Linked DNA regions of Homo sapiens: regions 2 and 3 are each linked to region 1. Evidence: chromatin contacts called from ENCODE Hi-C or POLR2A ChIA-PET data. All regions are on one chromosome and are shown on one strand. The core of a region is the stretch at or near the end of the contact, and the rest is flanking DNA. Distances in the headings are between cores, read along the strand shown.

Region 1 (4,499 bases), core at 1,117-3,616:
AATGGCGTGATCTCTGCTCACTGCAACCTCCGCCTCTTGGGTTCAAGTGATTCTCCTGTCTAAGACTCTAGAGTAGCTGGGATTACAGGCATGTGCCACCATGCCCAGCCAATTTTTGTATTTTTAGTAGAGACGGGGTTTCACCATGTTGGTCAGGTTGGTCTCAAACTCCTGACCTCAAGTGATCCACCACTTTGGCTTCCCAAACTGCTGGGTTTACAGGCATGAGCCACCACATCGGGCCTGATCATTTAAATACTGGTGGTTGAATATTAAGTTTGAATATTAGTTTTTAGCTTGAACTATTAGAAATATGGTAACAAAAATGATAGAAATGTATAGTTGCCAAGAACATTAGAAAAATTGTGAATTTCATTTGAGAGAATCTTTTACTCTGAACTTAAAAGCTTCATTGAATTTCTAAATAACTTCTTCTACCATCCAAGTCAATTCATGAAAAATTGAGACACAGACCAAAGTAGAGACTTTCCAAATTTGTGCACGTGGTATGCAAGAGCAAGATGAGGCAATGAGCTGATGACAGAGCATCTACAAAAAGATGCCTTGCAAACATTTGGAAAACTGAAACTAAAGTAGAGGCAGGGATAGACATGGATAGACATGCTCACTTCTTCAACACTGATGTAGTTAAAGTCTTGAGAATAAATTGAATTACTAAAGGGGAAATTGTTTAGAGAGAAGAAATAAGAGCCAAACACTGAGCCATGTGGTAAATAATCATGTCTTGGTGAGAGGAGAAAGAAACCTCAAAGTAGTCAGAGAAAATGTCCACCTATAAAGTAGAGTACCAGGAGATAATGTTCTCATAGAACATAAGGGATTTGAGATTTCAGAAAAAAAGCAACAGTCAGCAAATACTAATGATCTAGATAGATCAGGGAAATTGTTGACTGAGAATTAGACAAATATGCTCCCTAATACAATTTGGAAGATATGGTTTTGGAAGAAGCCAGAATTCCATGTACTTCAGTTGGGGATTGAGTCTTGCTTTTCAGATTAGGAAGTGTTATCATTTATCTCTTTGGGCAGGGTAACTAGAAAGACTGGAGTGGTGTCCTTGTCTTGCTGCCAGCAGTGATGCCTCCTCTTTGGCTCAAGGAGAGAGCTTCAGCACTGAAAGAGCTTCATGCTACTCTGAGCTCTGCCCACCAGGTTTCACAGTAGTCCTATATTACAGTATCTCTGATTATTGTCCTTAAAGTTAATGTATATTCATTTTCCCAGAAGTTCAGAGTAGGACATGGATTTTCTACCACTAACTGGCAATATTTTTTGAACCTGAGATACTTTTTAATCTGTGCTATTGTACTCAGTTAATAGCCTTATGCTGAGTTCTATGCAATGACATTGTTTGTCATTAAAGATACAGAAAAATGAGACATATTTCCTGCCTCTTGGAGAAAGATATGCAACACAGATCTGATGAGTTGTACAGAGGCATGCAAAGTATTGAAAGATCACATGAGGTGGAGCCTAACAGACTGAAAGTTTGTTGACAGAAATGTTTTCTGCCAAGAAGCTCCCAGTCCCGGGTCTCTTACTCCCTCCTCCTTCCCCTTTTCTATCCACATCATGCTTAATTAGTTTGTGGACAGCAAGTCTTGTATCTTTGCAGGCGGAAAGACGTCACTCCAGTAGTGTGCCTGGTTCTCTTGACTTGCCAGTTAATGCCCCATCTGACTCATGGTGCCACAGGTATTTATTGCTCAACAAGCCAGGTGTGATAGCTCTGGGAGAGCCAAATCCCACAGCCATAATGAAGGCTAGAATTTTCATTTAGTAAACAACTTGGTCCATATAATTTTGGCTTTGTTTCCTTACTTGATCGCGCTGTTGCCTGAAAAATACAGGTTTGTAAAACTACATATTTTACTTTGAATTTATTTCTAGAAAGTGTGTCAGTTCAATAGCAAAATTTAGAATAATTTTTTCATCTCTATTTTTTTGAATGTTTCATTCAATTTTTTTTTTTAGAATCATCCCACATCTGAATAGAAGGAAACCTTAAAAACTATCTGATCTGGGACTTCTATCTGATTCTTGAATCAGGTAATTCCTCTAGCCATGTGCACATCAGCTATTCAGTTACCCAACAGATGGTGGCATGTAACTATACTTACCATCAGTCCAAAACAATGAAACTTCTTTATGAGATGGTCTATTATTTCTTTAGGGTGTTATCTTCTCTGGCTTTCAGAACAGAGGCCTCATAACAATTCTATTATCTGCACAGTGTTGTACACTTTTCAAATTGCTTTCATTGCATTTCCTCATTTGAGTCTTACATTCCTGTGGGAAAAAAAAAGACAGAACTGCAGAGCTGGTATTGGCCCTGGACACCAGAACAGACACTCAGATGGCTGGGTTATAGTCACCAGCTCATATTATGGTGACTGTCAGAATCTTTTTCAACACGTCTACATGACTGCCTCAAAAACCTTTATTGGCACTGAACTTATGAAACTACAGATTCCTGAAGGACAAATATCCCATGTCCTAGTGTTCAAATTAAATTTCTATTCTTCAATGTAGTGGTTGTAGTTGACGGGGAAAAAAAAAAACTCATTATATCATTGTGCTTTGCCATTATTGTAAGGAAAATAATGCCATTATTATTTTTTAAATTTAGAAATAAATTTAGAGACTTCAAGATGTCAAACCGTGTAAGAGTTGCCCTAGTTTACGCTTGAAGTTATATCAAATAATATTCATCATGGATTTTGGGTTTTGTGCCTCTTATGTGGCAGTCACAGAGCTAAGCTCTCTATATACCTAGTGCCCCTTAAAACTTACACCACCACTCTGAGGTGTCACTATTCCCATTTTATAGTTGAAAAAAAATGTTGAATAAAATTTGTAGGAGGCCATTGATTTAGACTAAGTTCCTGTTCTAGGCCCAACAGATCTAACCAATATGGAGTCCTTCACGCTAGTAAAACCAATTAACTTGGGAGGATACTCGTATATGGGTAGCTGGATTCTGGTTAGTTACAGTAGCTGAGCTTTCCTCAGTTGTAGGGGGCCAGCTAATTGAAATAAACTGTAACAATTAAGTTGTCCTTTTTGCCTCACTTCTATTTTCTATCCATAAAAACTGCCTAAACACACTGTAGATCAGGAGTTCTTAGAACCTTTTGGTTCTGAGGGCTGCCTGATTTGTGAATCATTTTTGTTTGTTTGTTGAATGCTTTCCTTTTCCCCTCAAATAAACTCAGTTAAATTTAAACTTGTCTAGGTTTTTTTTTTCCTTTTAACAAAACTAAGGCTTAAGCAGGTAACAAAACTAAGGCTTAAGCAGGTAACAAAACTAAGGCTTAAGCAGGTAGAACAACTCGCCCAACGGTTAAGATCAGAAAATCCCAGGCTTTTGGATTTAAAATTTTAGATTAAATTTAGATTTTTCTGACTTGAAATCTTGAGCTCCTAGATGTCATGCTAGTATTTTTTCTCTTTTCTTTTCCTTTCTTTTTTCCTTCCTTCCTTCCTTCCTTCCTTCCTTCCTTCCTTTCTTTCTCTTTCTTTCTTTCGAGTGTTTTTCCATTTTTTTATTTCAATAGTTTTTGGAGTACAGGTAGTTTTTGGTTACACGGACAAGCTTTTTAGTGATGATTTCTGAGATTTTAGTGCACCTGTCACCTGAGCAGTGTACACTGTATCCAATATGTCATCTTTTATCCCTCACCTGCCCCCCAATCTCCCCACCTCCCAAGTCCCCAGGATCCATTATATCACTCTTATGCCTTTACGTCCTCATAGTTTAGCTCCCACTTTTAAGTGAGAACATATGGTATTTGGTTTTCTATGCCTGAGCTACTTCACTTAGAATAATGGTTTTCAGCTCCATCCAAGTGGCTGCAATGACATTATTTTGTTCCTTTTTATAACTGAGTGGTATTCCTTAAAGCATGATGTCCAGACTATCTGCATTAGATTTACCTGGGATATGTATTAATAAATCAGTTTCCTAAAACTTTCCCCAAGCTACAAAAAAAAACTTCTGGAGATAGGGTGCAGGCATCTTTATTTGGAGCAAGTTTTCATTTGGATCACTAAGGTGTGAGAACCACTACACTCTGCCACCACCCTCCCTCTCAACCAGTTTTACAAGAGCGAGGGAAGGGTGTGGAAAAGCTTTAGGCTTCATTGCCTACCAATGGTACCACCACATGAGGATGATTAAAACCAGTGTTTACTGGGGCTTATAGCCCTCACGGGGGATGCACCTGGCTATTTTGATATGCTTGGGCCATGTTTTATGCAGAATTGAAAAATGGAGAGTTTTTACTATCTTCCACTTTTTTGTTTAGAGATAGTGATGATAAGTGAAGAAAAAATCTCAGAACTTTGTGTAGAAATGCTGTATATATTTCTAAATAGCACCTCTTCTCCCTGTTTCAAGGTCTCTGCAGGTAAGCTATTACCATTCTTTTGGGGTATTCTTGCCATAATACTTTCTTCAAAAGTGGGATGGGGAAAAT
Region 2 (4,499 bases), core at 1,064-3,563, 33 kb after region 1:
CAAGCAGGGATCATCATCACATTAGAATTAGTTGGGGCTGGAGAGCAATGGTGCCATCTCGGCTCACTTCAACCTCTGCCTCCTGGGTTCAAGCAAATCTCGTGTCTCAGCCATCTGGTAGCTGGGATTAAAAGCATGCGCCACCACGCCCAACTAATTTTTTTATTTTTATTTTTAATATATACAGGGTTTCATCATGTTGGACAGGCTGGTCTCAAACTCCTGACCTCAAGTGATCGGCCTGCCTTCGTCTCCCAAATTTAATTAGGTCTTTAGAGAGCCTTTGAATATGACTATTGCAAAAGCCCTTTTATTTTGTGAAGTATTATATTTGATTCTGTAGTCTTCAAAGTAGTCTTGTCTTTAGTCTCACTACAATATTTTGTCATTAGAAGCTCCTCTCTCCAATTTTCTTTACCTCTCTTTTAAATTTGCCATTTCTGTCCCATCAGAACCCTTTACAGAATCTTTTTATGTTTTTTAGCACCTGCCCTTTCAAGCCATCTTTCTTGTAACAGCCTCAGTTATGAAATAATTACTAGTTTTTGTCAGAATTGTTTGAATTCTTTTTTTCTGCATAGCAACATAGAGAAAAACTTAAAATATAGACTTGTAGATAAAATGAGATTTATAAAACTACCCATTCTTTTAATTTTTTATAACTTGTGTCACACATATTAATTTCTAAAAGATAAAGAAAACTTCTTGGAGTCTACTACTATATCATGTTGTATTATAGCAAAGCATTAGGTTTTGTGAAATGAGGAAGGGTGGAACTACTTTTGAAGTAAAGAACTCTTTTTCATGGAGGCCAGAGAGCAAATCCTACTGCTTTGGTTACACCCCCTGGATACAGTGGCAACCTCAAAGGACCACAGGGTTTGAGGGTTATAACCATGGGTTGTCTACTCCACAGTGGAGGAGTGGTCTCGAACTCCTGACCTCAGGTGATCCACCTGACATTTTTGGAGGAGCAAGGCCTGATATTTTTTTCTTAACTTTAAGAGAAACGTTCCCCAGTCAAATGGCGATTTATTATTGCACCCATCTGTTTTAGAATGTGTGATAGATTGGTATTATAGGAGCTTGTAAAATCATACAAACAAGTAAAACAATCTAGTAAAACAGATTGATATGTGGCGAGCAAGACAGACTAACAATGACAAAAAAACTCTAAAACAGGCAGAACATCCAAGTGCTCTAGGAAACACATAAGCTGTGAATTTGGTGTTAGATTTAATATTAGTAACCAAGGAAGGCTTCAGAGAAGAATTGCATTGAAATGTTCCTGGGATTTAGAAAGGCAGAGTTTGTGAAGAACATTCAGGCTGAAAGAATCCCATAAGCAAAGATCTGTGGGCATCTGTAGATAGGAAGAATGACAGTGCAACAGTTAAATGCATTTTATAAGGTGGCTGGGGCTCCAGGGATGGCTAGAAAGACTTAGTGGGGAATAAAATCACGTTTCTCACTGTAATGCACTAAACAGAGACAATCATCTGGGGACTTGTTCTCATTTTGTGAGTGACTCTGAGTCTATCTACTCATTGAGGGTTTCCACAGGTATTTTACCTTAAAGCTCTCTTGAATTTGTGGGTGTCTTCTGTGCTACATCCTAGGGATGGAGAGGAAGGAGGTGAGATATTTTGGGACCATTGGTCTCCATCTGGAAAGCCAATTGAGCTAACTCATGAGGATTTTAAGGGACATGATATGTACCTCATCACTAAATAAAACTAAGGTTGGCACATCTGGTAAGCCAGGAAGCTTCAGGATATAATCATAGTATTTTTATTATCCCCTGGATGTTTCATTTTTTGGTTCGTATGATTCTTTTTTCTGCCCATATACAGTGTGTATTTTACACTAAGTGAGGTGTGGTTAATCCCATAGTTCTCTGCTGTAAGAAATCACTGATGATACAGTTTTGTCAACCACTGTCTGTTTACTGCTATCACAAACATATTTTCTGTGATAAGTTGGGAATCTGTTAAGAAAGAGAAAGATGAAGGACATCCAGTAGCAAATTTCAAGCACTTGTAGTAAGCAACTGAATCAGGCCTTCACCTAAGAACAGAAATAGACTCTTTGCTCCAAGTGGCCCTTCAAGTGGATGCCTTGAGGCATCCTGAAGAAGTCTAGTCAGCTGCTGAGTTTGAGCAATTCCAGGGGCGGTACCTTATAATAGTGGCATTCTGATGATGAGATCAGCCAAGAATGAATTCACAGAAAGACCTCAGAAAGTCTGACATCATTTGAGATCCTCAATTATCCAAGCAAAAGAAGAAGAATGTGAAATGGGAACTTCCCCTGACATCTTGGCACAAACCCAAAGCGTCTGAATGTCCCACAAAAGGAAGCACTTCTTCCTCTGCTTCTGTAATTTTTTACTGAGTCATGAGATAGGGTTATATAAGTAGGGTATTTTAAATAAATTAGTGGATCTTAAAGTCAGAAGGGATTACTGGAGGTCACATCTGGTTTCAAGGTAGGTCCTCATAATGTAATATCCAAGAGAGATGAATGGAACAGAAGACATCTGTAGTGGGAAAAACATAGGCTTTAGAGTCAGAAAGTGTCTTTTTTTTTTTTTTTTTTTTTTTTGAGACAGTGACTTGCTCTGTCACCCAGGCTGGAGTGCAGTGGTGCAATCTCACTCAGCTCACTGCAACCTCTGCCTCCTAGGTTCAAGTGATTCTCGTGCCTTAGCCTCCTGAGTAGCTGAGATTACAGACACGTGCCACCACACCCAAATAATTTTTGTATTTTTAGTAGAGATGGGGTTTCACCATATTGGCCGAGCTGGTCTCGAACTCCTGACCTCATGTATCTGCCCACTTTGCCCTCCCAAGGTGCTGGGATTATAGATGTAAGCCACCACACCCGGCAGAAAGTCTACTTTTAAATCCCTCAGCTACCACACATGGCCATGTGGAGGGCAAGGTATTAACAATATTGTTTTTAATAAAATAGTCTTAAGAAGTAGGTGGCGTTATGTAGCTGGATGTACCTCATAGGCCAGCGAATCTCAAACTTGAACAGGCTAGGCATACAAATTACATGAAGATCATGTTAAAATACAGATTGTAATTTGGTTGGTCTGGAGTAGGGCCCGGTAATGTGAACTTCTAACAAGCTCCCAATGGTGGCCCATGCACAAAGCACGTTTTGAATAGCATGGTGGTAGAGAGTAAAATGTCACACAGAATTGGTTATTATTTGCTTATTTTAACAGGTTTTCAGGAAACAATATTCTTTAGCCTTTATGTTTTAATTTTCCCCCTCCTTCACTGACTTCTACCCTAACCCTCCACATTAAACCATATATCTGGTAAGAATGCTCATGCTCACCTAGCATAGTGAGCCCTACTAAAAACAACAACCAACAATTTCGTAGAAGAGTAGGCTTTGAAGAAAGTGACTCTTTTTCAACAGTTTTTGCATACAATACTTTCACAATTATCTCTGTGTATATCAGAAATTTGGGAATTATGCTGAGGCAAAGATATTTTTAAAGGAGTGCTTGCTGAATTGCAAGCGAGAATGGAAGGGGTTTTATAAGAAGAATCCCTTGGAAATCATATATCATGAAAAATGTATCAGGTATATTTGTACATCTGTGTAATGTTTTATATATTTTATGATTTTCAGGGCATTTTCACATATGGCTCTTCATTCATTCTTTAAGAAAAAGGTAGGCTAGGCAGGTGTCATTAGCCCCATTTCACAGGTGATGAAACTGGAATGTGGGGAGATGAAGTGAGTTGCTCAAAGTTATACTCATCCAGTTGCCACAACACAAAGACAAAATCCAGTTCTGAATTCTAATCCACTGCCCTTTTCTTTGTCTCCTCCTTCACCATGATTTCCATAGTGGCTCAGAAAAAGTTATGGTTTGGTTTCTCAAACTCTGGTTATGAGTGAGGCTGCCAGTAGAAGAAGGTAAAAGGTGGCAGATATCCCAGATTCAGTTACTGTGGGATACTGCATCAGCAGGGAGCCCATTAATGTAGATATCTCTCATTCTCATCAGATGAAAACCTACTCTAACCTTGAATTTTTAGATGATTCATTTGTTTGTTTCATTTCCAGCCAAGAATTCAATGTCCTATTCCCTTTGGCATGTTTACAGATGAGAGTTAGAGCCTGGAGGTGGAGCGCAACTTGATTATTACAATCATCCAAAATGGGTGGCTGATTTTCTACTCTCTAAAAATATTCTTACCTTTCTTCTTCCGTACTCTACAATATGTCCCTGACCACTTCCACTCATAGTGATCTCAATCTAGTTCCCTGTTCATGTTTCACTCGACTGTGTGTGTGTGTGTGTTTCATGACCTATGAAATTGGGAATTCCTTGTGGACAGGAGCAAACATGTTTCAGTTTCATTTTACATTGAATGATTGAAATGAGAAAAAAAAAGATGCAGAGTAAAAAGTACATTTCATTTGGAGTCAGATGATCTGGATCAACTACTTGTTAGCCATGTTACCCAAAC
Region 3 (4,499 bases), core at 1,024-3,523, 39 kb before region 1:
TTCTGCAGTGAGTATGGCCCGATGCTTTCTGTGGCTAAACAGATGTAATGGGAAGAAATAAAAGCCTACGTGTTGGTAAATCCAACAGCAAGGGAGATTTTTGAATCATAATAACTCATAAGGTGCTATCTGTTCAGTGATGCCCTCAGAGCTCTTGCTGTTAGCTGGCAGCTGACGCTGCTAGGATAGTTAGTTTGGAAATGGTACTTCATAATAAACTACACAAGGAAAGTCAGCCACTGTGTCTTATGAGGAATTGGACCTAATAAATTTTAGTGTGCCTTCCAAACCTGAGAATATATGCTTTTGGAAGTTAAAATTTAAATGGCTTTTGCCACATACATAGATCTTCATGATGTGTGAGTGTAATTCCATGTGGATATCAGTTACCAAACATTACAAAAAAATTTTATGGCCCAAAATGACCAACGAAATTGTTACAATAGAATTTATCCAATTTTGATCTTTTTATATTCTTCTACCACACCTGGAAACAGACCAATAGACATTTTGGGGTTTTATAATAGGAATTTGTATAAAGCATTACTCTTTTTCAATAAATTGTTTTTTAATTTAAAAAAAGGATTATTGGCTTGTTTTCTAATCATTTATTGCAAGATTGCCATTCTTGGTAGAGGAGGTGGCTTGGGACAGGATCTGACTCACCATGATCCTGGGAAAGAACTATGATGCCTCTGGCCCATCTATCAAATTTGAGTGGCTCCACCCACTAGAATGCCCTATTTCTCTCAAATTGAGTTCCTCATCAAGGGTGGTAATAGAAGAGGATGCCAGGAGATGTTACTTAATACTTTTTCTCATCTATAAAAAGGGGACATACAATAATAAATGATAAGATATGAAGATATTTTGTGAACTATAAAGCACTGTGCAAACTTAAGTGGCTTTGTTCCTCACAAAGGTGGAAGAGTGAAAGACAGCTGCTGGAAACCCATTATTGTTTCTGTAATGATGATGATCAAAACTACTCCATAAGGATGTGATGGAACTCATTCACTCATTATCTTAAAGTATCAATAACTGACACAACCTTAAGTGTGGCCTGTTCCTGGACAATGTTCATATTGAGACCAGGCTTATAAGTAAAGGCTTGCAGCTCTAATGTGGAGTCTCAGACATTAGCATGATGGGTGAGGTGCAAAGATCATTGCCAGTCAATTTGACTTGAATTCTCCTTAAATTAAGCAGATGCATCAGAATTCTCACTCTGTTTCTACAGAATTTAAATATCTGAAGGTAAGGCCAAGGCCAGCAGAAGTTTGAAAGGCAATAAAGTATCTTGGTGCTCCTGAAAATAACTAAAGGAAAACTTGGATTGTGAATCATACCAAGTAGATATCACCTCTGTGTGAGCTCATCCTTATCTGAATGCCATTGTTCTTCAAACCTTTCCTCCTCTTGTTTAACACTTTCTATATTTGCCCAGATCAAGAGAAAACTTCACTTTGTCCCCATATTCCCACCTTTTTCAGCCTGTCATTATTCCTAGTATGATCTGGTTGTGTATATTTCCTTCATTTTACATGTGGCTCACGTGTAATGTCTCTGAATTTCCTTCTTTCCTCATTTCCCAAAAACCCCATTTACCCCCAGCCTGCCCTAAAATCTCTTCATTTAGCTGGTATCATGCAACTTTGATAGAAGTCATTGCAGCTTCTAGGGTTATGTGGGGATGGCTTGTTGAGTCCTAAAAATAGGCAATCAGAGAGTTTCTCAATGCTGAACCTCTGGAAACTCTGGAAATCCCTTGGCAGTTGGCACACTCCACTTCTATTGATAAGTTTTCCAATATGGTCATTATCAGCAATTGAAAACTAGATATGAATTTATTTAATTAATATTTACGGGACACCTATCACAGGGCCAGCCTCATTAAATGCAGGCAGGGTAAAGTAGCTATGAGATGAGTAAGACCTTGTCCTGGGCTGAAGCAGTACAAAGGATGTTAGGTGGAAAGAGAAGTAAACTTGAAACATAGCACTCGTTCTGCCACTGATGAGCCAGGTGAGCCACGGAGATCTCCACCCAGTTTCTTCATTCATAAAATGAAGGCCTTAGACCCATGCAGTGGCTCTTAGCCATAACAGCATGTTAGAATCACCTGGGAGCTTTTGAAACTTCCCAATTCTAAGGCCTCACCCAAATCAAAGGAATCAGAACCTCTGAGAGGAGAGTCCTAGCAGGAGCTTCCCAGAGGATTTCAACATACTGTGTGGATTGCAAACCACAGGCCTATGTCATCTCTCAGGACCAACCTTGTCCCAAACATTTTCTGAGTAACACCCATCCAGGCACTTAATAGATTTGCTGTCAGTTCACCCTTTCCCTAATGTTGTTGCTTTATTTTCTGGTTCAGGATTGGGGCTTTTTTTTGTGTTTTGTGGGGAAAAGGAGGAGTTAAAAGCAGGTGGTCCTTCAGATGCTTTTGTCATGTTTCTTTGGCAAATGATCTTCTTTCTTGCCTTTCTCTATTATTTTTAATTTACCTCCAAAGAATAGTCAATAATACAAAGTAAATACTGTTTAAAAGAACAGGTTTCTTTTTATCAAACCATGTGAGTTCAGGAGGGTAAGTTGTTATTTATAAAGTGGAGTCTGAGTTATTCTCTTTAATGTGCAATTTTCAGGAGAGTCCTTAGCTAAACCTTAAGCTTGCTTCATTTATTTTTAATTGAATAGCATTTCTGTGATTTTAGTTCACTTATTTCATTATTTTTGTAATTTATTGCTTTGTTCCCCTTTTCCAAAATAGAAAAAAAAGTGAACACACACCCAAACCCCCCCACACACCAATTTAGGAAAGATAAAGTTTGAAAACTGTGCTCAGATCTCTTAACTGAGCTGACCTGGGATAGAACACATTGCTATGCTGAAGAGGCTTTTACTTCTTTTTGGAAATCATTTTTGTCAATTAAGTTTCCTGTTTCTATTAATGCTGTGCTTTTTCTAAGTGTCTATTGCTGCTGCTTGACTCTATTTAAAAAATCCAACAGCCTATAGGTGATCTGGGTCAAGCAGACATCTAGATCAAGGGTGAGGAATAGCAGAGAATACTTGCTGGAAGATGAGAGTGAAATACAGCAAAGATATATAAGCTTCAATGCAGCAAGGGCAGTGGTTTTAAAATTATTTTTTGTGATAATTTTTTACCACAATATGTATTTATTTGATAATAAAATTAAAACTTATTAATGAAGAAAGTAGAAAAATACAGAAAAGTGGAAATAAATATTTTAAATATTATAATAGTCATATTACCCAAAGGTAGAACTTTCAAATAATTTGATGTGATTTCTCTAGCCCTTTTTCCTTTCCCAGAGATAGGCTTTGGGGTTTATTCTTATTTTTTATTTTTTTACAGAGCATCATGTAAAAATAATTTTGACTTGTGCTTTATTTTCCATTTCAGTATATGGTAATATACTCTTACCAGACATACTTTCTAAACATAGATTGATTGTTTGATTCATATATATATATATATATATTTTTTTTTGAGACAGGGTTTCACTCCTGTTGCTCAGGCTGGATTCCAGTGACATGATCTCATTTCACTGCAACCTCCACCTCCCAGACTCAAGCAATTCTCCTGCCTAAGCCTCTCAAGTAGCTGTGATTACCCACACATGCCACCACGCCCAGCTAATTTTTGTATTTTTTTCTAGAGATGAGGTTTCTCCATATTGCCTAGGCTGGTCTCAAACTCTTGAGCTCAAGTGTTCCACCCACCTCAGCCTCCCAAACTGCAGGATTATGGGCGTGAGCCACCACACTGGCCTCACATAATATTTTTAAGAATCTAACATTCGCAGTATATTTTCTGCAATAATGGAAATGGTGCCCCTGGAGTTGTGCAACCCAGCAGCCATGAATAAAATAGACAAAAATTCCTTTCTTCCAGGAAGTTACATTCTAGGTAAGGAATGCAGATAATAAAATGGATATACTAATTATATAGCTTATTAAACAGTGATAATCCTAAACTAAATAGCCAAGAACTATTGAGAAGGTTGGAGGAAGGTAACAGTTTATAATAATGTGGCAATGGAAGTCTTCAATGAGAAGGTGAAGTTTAAGAAATAATTTAAAAGAGATGAAACAAATCAAGTGGTACCTGGTAGGAAAGTATTCCGGAAATAACATATGCAAGTTCCCCAAGGTAGAATCACGTACAACATGTTCAGAAAAGAGCAAAGGGGCCAACGCAGCTGCAATGAAGTAAGCTAGGAAGATAGTATTTTAAAATGAAGGCATAAAGGGAAAGAGATTTAAAATATATAGGATATGACAGACCATTCTAAAGACTTCCTCTTTTACTTTGAATGAAAGCAAAAGATAATAAGTCTTGATCAAAGGAAACATAGATCTAAATTGAGACGTAGTAAGAGTATTCTTCCTGTTGTGTTGAAAAATAGACCGTAAGTAGATAAGGAGGGAAGCAATGAGTTCATATAGAAGGTTATTACAATAATCCAGGC

What was found. A loop is a pair of places that touch in the nucleus more often than their neighbours do. ChIA-PET counts read pairs that join two places held with the same protein, here RNA polymerase II (POLR2A). Pooled maps may share reads with other maps.
Region 2: a map of PC-9 shows a loop between it and region 1 (6-fold over the local background). The contact joins two enhancer-like sites. A Hi-C loop is called at or near these places in 4 of 168 maps with a recorded cell type or tissue (MCF 10A, PC-3, PC-9 and 1 more) and 2 of 50 pooled maps. POLR2A ChIA-PET finds 5 or more read pairs at or near these places in 4 of 52 experiments (A673, MCF 10A and activated T-cell).
Region 3: a loop to region 1 is called in a map of mammary epithelial cell, with 2.3 times the contacts of the local background. The contact joins two enhancer-like sites. A Hi-C loop is called at or near these places in 6 of 168 maps with a recorded cell type or tissue (Caco-2, HepG2, MCF 10A and 3 more) and 3 of 50 pooled maps. POLR2A ChIA-PET finds 5 or more read pairs at or near these places in 3 of 52 experiments (IMR-90, MCF 10A and PC-9).

What each region holds. Positions count from the first base shown.
Region 1 is chr3:190,263,103-190,267,601 of GRCh38, reverse strand. No RefSeq gene overlaps it. Among named protein-coding and RNA genes, the nearest start is that of CLDN1, 57 kb to the left of the region's middle. Within about 2 kb of position 2,366, at least 2 of the 41 ENCODE cell types and tissues checked have a DNase peak (open chromatin) inside an H3K27ac peak, as active enhancers do; they include PC-9 and mammary epithelial cell, where a contact is called at or near this core.
Region 2 is chr3:190,229,850-190,234,348 of GRCh38, reverse strand. No RefSeq gene overlaps it. Among named protein-coding and RNA genes, the nearest start is that of CLDN1, 90 kb to the left of the region's middle. RefSeq lists an enhancer at 1,679-2,878. Within about 2 kb of position 2,313, at least 6 of the 41 ENCODE cell types and tissues checked have a DNase peak (open chromatin) inside an H3K27ac peak, as active enhancers do; they include PC-9, where a contact is called at or near this core.
Region 3 is chr3:190,301,790-190,306,288 of GRCh38, reverse strand. CLDN1 (claudin 1) reads left to right here. Exons shown (of 4, transcript NM_021101.5): 4 at 1-582. It also overlaps a transcript of CLDN16 not described here. Among named protein-coding and RNA genes, the nearest start is that of CLDN1, 18 kb to the left of the region's middle. Within about 2 kb of position 2,273, at least 3 of the 41 ENCODE cell types and tissues checked have a DNase peak (open chromatin) inside an H3K27ac peak, as active enhancers do; they include mammary epithelial cell, where a contact is called at or near this core.